2 separate regions of the Homo sapiens genome follow, and region 2 is linked to region 1. A link is a loop called in an ENCODE intact Hi-C map of the cell type or tissue named here. Cell type or tissue: MCF 10A. All regions are shown on one strand. Links, peaks and the distances in the headings refer to the core of each region. The heading gives the core; the rest is flanking DNA.

The links. Peaks named below come from ENCODE experiments on the same cell type or tissue, not always from the same donor. Only the 100,000 strongest peaks of a DNase experiment are listed, where the experiment ranks them.
Region 2: it touches region 1 in a loop (3-fold over the local background); 9 of 110 quality-filtered maps call a loop at or near these places.

The regions. Positions count from the first base shown.
Region 1 is chr20:20,778,258-20,783,636 of GRCh38, reverse strand. No RefSeq gene overlaps it. Among named protein-coding and RNA genes, the nearest start is that of RALGAPA2, 68 kb to the right of the region's middle. In MCF 10A, for the core only: no CTCF peak of the experiment used is centred there; DNase peaks (open chromatin) are centred at 2,996 and 3,326.
Region 2 is chr20:20,730,114-20,735,492 of GRCh38, reverse strand. All of the region lies in intron 1 of LOC105372555 (a long non-coding RNA gene), which reads right to left. Among named protein-coding and RNA genes, the nearest start is that of RALGAPA2, 20 kb to the right of the region's middle. In MCF 10A, for the core only: no CTCF peak of the experiment used is centred there; DNase peaks (open chromatin) are centred at 2,722 and 3,302.

The DNA of each region.
Region 1 (5,379 bases), core at 54-5,053:
ACTTTGATATGAATGTTCCAGAACAACAGTTCTGTCCAATCTGCTGATCCCACAGACGCAGGAAATGACAAAACACCCTGTCCTGCAAGAAGACCCCGTTGCCTACACGAGGTTTCTGACAAATGCTTTTTCCTGACAAACACGTGAGCTCAGCTTTGCAGAGGATGAGAAATCAGAGGCTAAAAACTGAGGATGGTCTCACGTGGAGCCCAGTCTATAAGTGGAGGATCATAGTGCATGGAGACTGAAGGGTATGGGGAGGGACCATAGGTAGCTTTTAAGCCTATAATCTTCTTACTCTTGTCCAGATGGCTTAGCTGTGTATGTCTTCAACAACGGCTTGACATGGTTAGTAAAGTACTGGACTTAAGGCTCTGGGAATACAAATACAGCTGTCTTTAGGATGCAGCCAGGTAATGCCTGGGTACAAACTGGACAGAGCAATATATGTCATATTAAGCAGGCATGATGGCCTTTGCTTCTAAAAGAAACATGCATTTGCCTATTTTTCTTGAAACACATGGGTTTCTGTATCATTTTCCCTCTTGGTGGGGGCATGTGGGTGTAAACTTTATTTCCCTCTTCCCTGTAAGTAAAATAACATAGCAAGTGGGTTGATAATTGGCAACTTATATTCAGCCCAGTCACAGGAAGGGGTAGGGTGGGGTGGGGATCAGGTATGCTGGGAGGGTGTGGCCACTGCTCAGCTCACTGGGGTTAGTGCCTCATGGAACCCAGCATTGCCAGGTCTTCCCGTTGCTGAAGGAAAATCAGAAATGTAGATACTTGCAAAAAATCTAATTTTTAAAGTTTGGTAACTTATTCAGATCTATACACATTTTTAAATATATTGCAGGACAAGCTAACAAAACCTGTCTGTGGGTGAGCTCTGGCCCTCAAGACCATGTGTTTGCAGCCTCTGCATAAACTAACTGGAAAAGAGTTAACCCTTGAACTTTCTTTCCTCATAAAAATGTCGCTCTTTGGCAATAACACTTTCCCAAATCTTTTTTGTGTTCTGTTTGACTTACGAGGCATAAATAAAAAGTACATCCTGCCATGTGAACTTCTACCTCCTCCACACGGTAGAAACACTTTCCTGTTTCATCGTTGGATGCTATGGTTTTTGAATCCTTTTTCTTTAAGAACTTGCCTTTATCTCATTCCTTTGGGCCAGAAGCCTACTTTGCTGAGAAAACTTGGCAGGTTATATTAGGAAAGTGCGGAGCCTAGCAAATTCCCCTATCAGCTGCTCTGAAACCCATGACCCCACAGAGCGGAGCCTGTGCTCTGCTATTTCTGCCTGCCCTCGGGAGGACGTTTTATCAAAAAACACATGAGGCACTTCTGGCCTGTATGCCCAAGACAAGTTTATGAGCACCGATTTAAATGGGCATAGGGAATACCTCTTGGTAATAATTGTCTTATTTTATTGTTACCTTGATTGCCAGAACAACAACAAAAAAGGTTTTTATGACTAGTAAAAGGAAAGGGGTTAGCCACTTCTTTCCTCTCCCACTAGGCCAAGAATTCACTTCTCACCCCTTCTCCCTGCTTTCTATTTGTAATTAGGCCATAGATGCTATAATCCAACGGGCTTTATAATTTTACCTCCTGGGAACAGCTACTCAGTTGGGTCATCCTCAGGTAACAGGGGTTTATGCCAAGAAAAGATGAGGAACAAAAGCAACAGGAAAATTAGGAACTCACAGACAGTTGTGCTGAGGGAGGCCTCACAGGGACTGAAATTCAGGACTCCTGTCTGGGACCAAGAGCAGTTCCTGATCCCAGGGGCTCAGTTCCATTGAGGAGACATTGAACCCCCAGCCCACAACAGGAGGAGTTCACCCATCCGCCACCTTTATGGATGCTGGACTGAATCGTGTGCCCCACAAATTCATATTTTGATATGCTAGCCCCCAGAAACTCAGAATGTGACCTTCTTAGGAGTTAAGGCCTTTAAACAGGTAATAAAGGTAAAACGAGGTCACACGGGCAGTTCCTACTCCAATGTGACTGGTGTCCTTAGGAGAAGAGGAGATGAGGACACAGGCACTTGCAGGAGGAAAAGCGTGTGCAGACACATGGAGCAGATGGCCACCTGCAAGCCAATGAGAGAGGCCTGAGAGGAAGCCACCCTGCCCAACGAGAAGCCAACCCCGCCGACAACACCTTGATCTCCAGCTCCAGCCTCCAGCACAGCGAGAACTCCGTTTCAGGGCTCAGCCACTTTTGCCCCTGTTGCTCCGCAGTTACCGCCACCACCCACCATCCTAGCCCCTGAATATCTCTGTGTCCCCACTTGAGCTGACTCAGAACTTCTGCCCCTGCAGAGCACTCCGGTCAACCCTCCTTGCAAGGTGCTGGGTCAGGTGCCCCATCCTGTTGCAACCCTATGTCCAGGAGGTCACAGGATATGCTCTGAAGCCACCTAGGGCTGTCTGCCTTGGCATGAGCTGCAGGAAGGGACTCCCTTCCAAGAAAGAAGTACGTCTATACACATGTGTGTGCATATGTGAAACATGCTTAGGTTGGCACATCCCCACCCTCATTTATCCAAAAGCCAGTTTATTCTAGAAAATGTGAACTAGTCTACAGTGATGATGAGGTGGGGGTTTGCAGTGGGGTTTGAGAAAATTTTAGGGAGGAAAGACATGCTTTGTGATTCGATTGCGTCCATGATTTTGATTATGGCCATGGATTTATGTTTATCTTCCCAAAACTCACGAAATCATACCCATTACAACATGGATGCTGTTTATTGCATTAAATGAAACCTCAATAAAGTTGATTTTTGTTAAAGCCACTTTAGGAAGCTAGTTTCTGGATATTTGGCACCATTGGGGTATGACAGAGAAGTCTGGAGGCTTAGGCCAAGTGCTAGAGAGGGCTCAGAAACCTCCCCTGGCTCAGCCTGTAACATGAACCTGCAGTTTCTCCACCTTCTTGGCTTGGCAGACAGTGCGGTTGGTAGGCAAGGACCGGCTGTGTTGCGAAATGCCGGCACCAACTCCCAGGCAGCTAGAGTGAGCAGCAGAGTCAAATGAAGGTGTTGAGCAACCACTAAAGAGGAAGTCTCAGCTAATTATGGTGATGATTGCTATAGTGGTGATCTGACACCTCCTTTTCAGGGAGTATAAGAAAATACCCTCTGGTCTGAGCCCCTCTTGTTCATCCCCACTGTGTTCAAAAACTACATTTTCTCAAAATTCGATTGCAATTGTAGCTCGGTTTCCATTTTGGAGTGCAAGCTTTGATATCCCCATCAGTACAAGTATTTAATGAGGCAATGTTGCTTGCAACATAACCTGGAAGGAATCCTGCTAGCATCTAGAAGGGACACGCCCAGACCATGCCAAGCCCTGGCTTCACTCTTGCTGGGTTTGGTACATGCTGAGTTGAGCAAGGATAGATGGACCAATTACATTGCTATTAATTAAAAAAAAATAGAGTTTAAAGACACAGAGAATTTTTTTAATGTTTTGAAAACAGAAACAAATATTGATCAGATATTCCTTTTTAATAAACCTCTTATTGAGCTACAGCATAATACAGAAATGTGCACCAATTATAGAGGAACAGCTTTATTGCTGTATAACACAGTATTCTACTCTATGACAGCACCATAATTTATTTATGCATTCTACTCTTGCTGAGTATTTGGATCCTTCCCAGTTTGGGGTGCAGGGGATGACAAGGTAATGCCTTTTCCTCACTCATCACAAGGGTTGTGGCTGACACTCTTCTACCAAAAGACAGGCCAGCAAGAGAAAAAGTATAACACATATGTTTATCCAAGTTTTACATGATATGGGAGACTTCAGAAGTGAAGACCCAAACCCCAGGGAAAACTGTTTCATTTTGCCCTGTTTTGTATGCTAAGTCCGAATAAAGAAGTGGATAGTTGTGGAGAAGCGTGATTGGACAAAAAGTCCAATGATAATAAAAGGGATGGAGTGGGAGAACCCAGCAAAGACCCTTTACTTGTTCAGGTTCTTTCCGTTTTTTTCCTTTCCTTTTCTTTCTTTCTTTCTTTCTTTTTTTTTTTTTTTTTTTTGAGACAGTCTTGCTCTGTCACCCAGGCTGGAGTACAGTGGCGCGATCTAGGCTCACTGCAACCTCTACCTCCAGGGTTCAAGTGATTCTTGTGCCTCAGCCTCCCAAGAAGCTGGAATTACAGGAGTGCACCACCACACCCGGCTAATTTTTGTATTTTTAGTAGAGACGGGGGTTTTACCATGTTGGCCAGGCTTGTCTCCAACTCTTGGCCTCAAGCAATCTTCTCACCTTGGCCTCCCGAAGTGCTGGGATTACAATGCAACTGGCCTTTAATTTTTTTCTTAGATTTATCATTTATTTTTTATCTTTTAATTTTTTACAGTTATTTAAGATTTTTAAAATGTTTGTTCATATTATTGGCCTCTGTGTATACAGCATTTCTTCCTCCTAGATCCAAGCAGGATCCCTCTTGGAAGAGGGTCTTATGGCCTACCTTCAGAGGAGGCGTATCAGAGAGTGTCCTTTCTAGCTTTTGTGGCTTGCCTTGGGGGAAAGGAGTTCTAGTTTCTATGACCCACTTCAGGAAAAGAGGAATCCTGGTTTCTATGACATGGCTTGCGGGAGGAAAGGGAGAGGAGAACAAGGGCAGGAGGAGGTCAGAGGCTTTGCTTCTGAGGCCCCTCCAGTCTCCTTCAGTTCAGAGTACTCAGCACGCCAAGGGGCCATACTTCAGGGTATTGTGTGCTGAGCCCCAGGCAGAGGTTAATATGAACTGTGCTGCTGTGAACATTTTAGTACATTTCCATAGATGAGTACATGTTCAGAATTCTGCCAAAAATGCTTGGCTCAGATGTTTAGTTTTCTAACAAATAATTTTCTAAAATGACTGTAGTAACATTTACTTCCACCATTTGTATATAAGCATTTCTACTGTTTCTCCTCCTTGCTAACACTGGTTTTTATATCTTTTTTTATTATAGCCATTCTGGGTCAAAAATTTATTTGAGAAAAAAATTGATAAGCTGGGAAGGAATCGTCATCATAAATATTTTCTATTGGGCAAATTTTGTTTCTTTTTATTTACTTTTTACTTTTATTATTTTTTTTAAGAGATAGTGTCTTGCTCTGTTGCCCAGACTGGAATGTAGTGGCATCATCATAGCTTACTGCAGCCTCAACCCTCTGGGTTCCAGCAATCCCACCTTAATCTCCTGAGTAGCTGGGACTACAGGCACACACCACCATGCCTGGCTAATTTTTTTTTTTTTTGGCCAGGCATGGTGGTATGTGCCTGTAGTCCCAGCCACTCAGGAGGTCTTGCTGTGTTGCCCAGGCTGGTCTTGAACTCTGGGCCTCAAGTGATCCTCCCACCTTGGCCTC
Region 2 (5,379 bases), core at 222-5,221, 48 kb after region 1:
ATTGACAAAAAAGTGTGTAAATTTTGGGGTACGTGTGATGTTTTGATCTACGTGTACATTGTTGGAAAGATTCACTCAAGCTAATTAATATATCCATTACCTCAACAACTTAGCATTTTTTTGTGCATGGAGAGGTCATTAAAAACCTATTCTTTTAGCAATTTTAAACTATACATTTTTATTAACTGTGGTCACCATGTAGTACAATAGATCACTAAAACCTTTGCCCATTTTTCTATTAGAAATTTGGTGATTTTCTTATCAAGATGTTTAAGGTCGATATACACTAGAAATAGACACATGTGGTCTATCACATCTACTGCAAATATTTTTCTCGTTTGTCGTCAGACTGTAACTTACTGTGCTTTTAAACAAAGTTGCCCACATGTATTTCTAGTTTTAAAAAAAGATTTGTTTTTACATTTCATTCCTTACCATCTCCAGAATTTATTTTGCTATAAATGGTTTACTTCTATTTTTCTAATAAGTTACTGTAGGTTTAACAACCATTTAGTTACATATTTCAGGCAAAAAGCACTAGAACTTTTCTTTTTGAAACTAGTAGCTGAAGTTGCACTTTGTCCAAAGCCAAAAAGAACCCGCAGATGCCCTTTGTTACCTTAGAAGTGTTGATTCAGATTTTGGAAAGTGAATGATCAAAAAGTGTTGCAGGAAGCTTCAGTGTTTCCAAAGCATTAGCATTAAGGAGAGTGGAAAGGCCTGTTTGTGTCTCTGGGTAAGTAGAGATGACTTAGGGCTTTGGTCTGGGGATTTTCTGTGAGTGCATGAAAACCCTTAAGCAGGGTGGCATTCAAACGCCACTTCCTCTGCATGCTTTCCATAGGTCTGCGGTCACAATTCTGCCAAGAGGTTAGTGAATGGAGGAAGCCCTTTTATCAGGCAATTTTCTAACACAAAAGTGTTTGCCCTTCCTGAAATGAAGTGATGATATACTTGTGTAAAAGAGGAAGCAGCAGGCAGGGTAACTGAATGTTTGTCACTCCTCTCTGGCAGGTTTTAGATGCTTCAGCAAGAAGATACAATTAAAAACATTTCTCACACAAAAATCTCCCCAGCCCACCAACTTGGAGGTAGCCGGTATCAGAAAATGTGTTTTCTTGGCATTCAGTACAGCCAATGGCGGCATTTAAGTAGTTTGTGAAGAGCCAGATTTGACCTGTCATTTGTTCTCCTATTGCAGAGGCCTTTTGCGGCTTTTTGCTCCCCACCAGTCATTCACTGTATTTTGTGACAGTCCCCAATTCTCCTTTAGGGACATCTTGTCCCCTACCCACTCACAAGTGTCTTGGTCTTTCTCCATCACCTGCCACAGTGATTGGCAGGGGCCCAGTGAAGGTCAACCCAGTTTTCTTGTTTGAGCCCCTGAACTGCCTGGCCATCCTGCCATAGGAAGAGCCCAGGGGTGAGTCAGCTACAGAAAGGCCCAGTAGGAGCTCAGCCTTGCACCCTAAAGTCAACTCCCTTCCTGGACATCTCAGTTGCATGAATTAATACATTCCCTTTTCTCTCTTACAGCAGCTTAAGTTGGCCTTCTTCAGGGTTACATTTTTTTTTAAGTCTTTTTTTTCTTTTCTGATATGTAGTCTCACTCTGTCACCCAGGCTGGAGTACAGTGGCATGATCTCGGCTCACTGAAACCTCTTTCTCTTGGGTTCAAGTGATATTCTGCCTCGGCCTCCTGAGTAGCTGGGATTGCAAGTGCACGCCACCATGCCCAGATAATTTTTTTGTATTTTTTTAGTAGAGACGGGGTTTTGCCATGCTGGCCAGACTGGTCTTGAACTCCTGACCACAGGTGATCCGCCTGCCTTGGCCTCCCAAAGCACTGGGATTACAGGCATGAGCCACTGTAATCCTATAAAAGTCTTAACTGATAGAGTTACTCTGTTTTACTCCACATACACACTAGCAATTTTACTCCCTCCTTGCAATGAAAGGTATTGCTTTATAAAGGTATTGCTTTATCTCATTGTTTTACCCTTGGATTATTGAGAATAGGCTTTTTTTTTGTTTTGAGACAGGGTCTTGCTCTGTTGCCCAGGCTGGAGTGCAGTGGTGCAACACAGCTCACTGCAGCCTTGACCTCCCAGGTTCAAGCAATCCTATGACCTCAGCCTCCTGAGGAGCTGGGACTACAGGCATGCATCACCATGTCTGGCTACTTTTTTTACTTTTTGTAGAGATGAGGTCTCGCTATGTTCCCTAGGCTAGTCTCAAACTCCTGGGCTTGAGCAATCCTCCTGCCTTGGCCTCCCAAAGTGCTAGAATTACAGGTATCAGCCGCCGCACCTGGCTGAGAATGGACTTTGTAATAACTTTCCCTATGCAGGCCCATTTGAGATGAACGGGAGATGCCAGAAGTGCCCTTGTACTGATGCCCCCACCACCAAGCACTTTCCAGACCCAGGCTCAGCTTCATCTCCACCCCTGGGATCTCCAGGTTTAATACTTTAGGGAAACTTCACTTTGCTGGCACTCAGAGTCGGACTTGGAACAATTCTGCAGGTCAGCCCTTGCACAGCCATGAGAGTGAGTTACCTACTTCTCTTCAAATCTGGCGCCCTAGGTGCCTGGCTTGCCTTGCTCAAAGCCAGACCCTGGCCCTCCCGGAGGGGAACCAATTTTCTTTTTGTAGCCCCACACTGGGGTTTTGCCCTGGGATTTCACCTCTCACTGGGGTTTCATAGCAGAAGGTTTGATCCTCTGCCAAGAATCACAGTCAGTCATGTCAGAACCTGGTGATTTGCTAGAGAAAAAGTATCATTTGAATTTAGATTCTGAAAGCATCCACGCTGGTGGCTCCTCACCTATCTTTTCTTATTGTTTTGCTCTGAAGCAGAAGAACCAGGATCGTTTCTAATTCCAAGCCACTCAAAAACAGCTGATAATTTTTGTCTTTTCTCTTTTCTGGAAGAATATGGATGTATTTTGCCTCCTTCTTCTAACTTATTTGATCTTCTGATGGCCTTTATCTCTGCATGAGGAGCAGAGCCTTTCTGTATATAAATCCATGAAAACTGTAACAGTAATTCACACATATGATGGGCTTTATGAATTTTAGCTATTAGTATTTTTTACATATTATTTCTACTGAGTAAAGACAGACTGTTGATTACTATTGATAGAAGTACCTGAGGTTCTCATATATATTTTAAAACACTCTGAGATTTCTAAAGTAGAGGGAACATCAAAAGAGAAAATTTTTTATGATTCAGGGTATCACCTCTAAATAGCAGCAGTTGTTACGGCCTTGATTAGGTAATCAGTGCCTGCACAACCGCTGAATCATAGCCCTCTTTCTTCTTAATGGAAACTCACATGGTCATTGTGTTCACTTTCTATTTTTGAAATATACCTTCATGGGTGGAATTTTTGGTGAGGAAGTGAGGGAAAACTAGGGCTATCTAATTCAGAAATCTTGTGTGCAATCACATCAATCTGGTGAAAATAATTTTTTTTTGCTCTAAGTCAACTGATTGGAGGTGAGAAAGGAATAATGGTCATTTTATCTAATTTCCAGCAAGAATAATAAAGAGATAAAAAGGAATCAAATAAGCCAAATTAATCTGCCATTATTTTAATCAAGAAGACAGAGCAAGCCAGATCCTGAGTCACCTTCCTCCCAACTATTTTTATTGACTTGAAATAACAAAGGATGGAAGCCTGAAATGACCCAGATCAGTTTTCTTGGTTTTAGTGCCCAGTGGATAAAGCATATCCTGGAATTCTCCGAGGTGGGGACTGTTTATATAAGTCACTTTTCTGAAAATGGATTTTTTTTAAAGCTGGGGAGAAAGAAAAAAACCTAAAGTCAGAGAAAAACTTTCTGTTGGCCACAGATTAAACAACACTTTTTAAAAATTGATGGTTTTGCTAACTTTGCAGAAAACGAATTCGGTATTTCTTTAGTATGTGCTTCTTGGAGGCATCAGTCACTCCAGCATGCTTGAGAAAAACTCTTAACAAGTAAAAACAGTAAAGCAGAGCCAGAAAAGGGTTGTATCTGGGCCGATTCAAAGCCAGAGTGTATTCAGGCATTTTTAAATTATGAACAACGCATTTTGGACATACAAAGAAGGACAGAAATGATGAAATCAACACCCATCAAACAATTACATTCTCTCAAGGACCCACTAATGGCCCTCCTCACCATCGGAGGTGACCACTATGGTGGATTTGGTGTTTTCCACTCAGCAAGCCCACTCCCACGTCCCTCTGCATATGTGTCCTGGGGCTAGGCACAGACAGCATGAACTGCAATCGTGAGATATTAGAACAGCCTGGCCGGGTGCGGTGATTCACTCCTGTAATCCCAGCACTTTGGGAGGCCAAGGTGGGTGGATCACTTGAGGTCAGGAGTTTGAGATCAGCCTGGCCAACATGGTGAAGCCCTGTCTCTACTAAAATATAAAAATTAGCCGGTTATGGTGGAACACACCTGTAATTCCAGCTACTTGGGAGGCTGAGGCAAGAGAATTGCTTGAACCTGGGAGGCAGAGGTTGCAGTGAGCCGAGATCGTGCCACTGCACTCCAGCCTGGGCAACAGAGCAAAACTCTGTTTAAAGAAAAAAAAAAAGCTCACTCAACAAGTCCATTTTCAAAGTTGGTTTTTACAAGATATTTTCTATGGTAGATTGATTAATTGATTAATTAATGGTCTTCTTTTTTTATGGAGACAAGGTCTTGTTTCATCACCCAGGCTGGATGATGCAGTGGCATGATCATAGCTCACTGCAGCCTCAACTCCTGAGCCCAAGTGATCCTCCCACCTCAGCCTCCTTCATAGCTGAGACCACAGGTGTGCATCACTACACTCAGCTAAGGCCACCCTAGATCAGCCAATAGCTACTGAACTCCTAGATAGATAAGTGATCTCAGTCAAGACCAGCCAAGCCCAACCCAGATCAGATGAACCCCATAGACTCATGAGCTGAATAAATGTGTGTTGGTGTATGCCAATGAAGTTCTGTGGCTGCGTTTTAGTGGCACAGAGAGCGGACACGCCCTCTTCCCAACTGTTCTGGAGACTCCATCCATGTTCCTACCTCCCTGCCAGCTGCAAGTAATTAGTAATAACTTGAGTTATCTCAAATAACTCAAGTTTTTTGAGACAGAGTCTTGCTGTGTCATCAAGGCTGGAATGGAGTGGTACAATCATGCCTCATAGGATCTCGCTCTGCAGCCCAGGCTGTTCTCAAATTCCTGGCCTCTAGCGATCTTCCTGCCTTGGACTCCCAAAGTGCTAGGATTATAGGTGTGAGCCCTAGTGTCCAGCCCCAAATGAACTTTTTTTTTTTTAAGACAGGGTCTCACTCTTTCGCCCAGGCTGGAGTGCAGTGGTGTGATCTCCACTCACT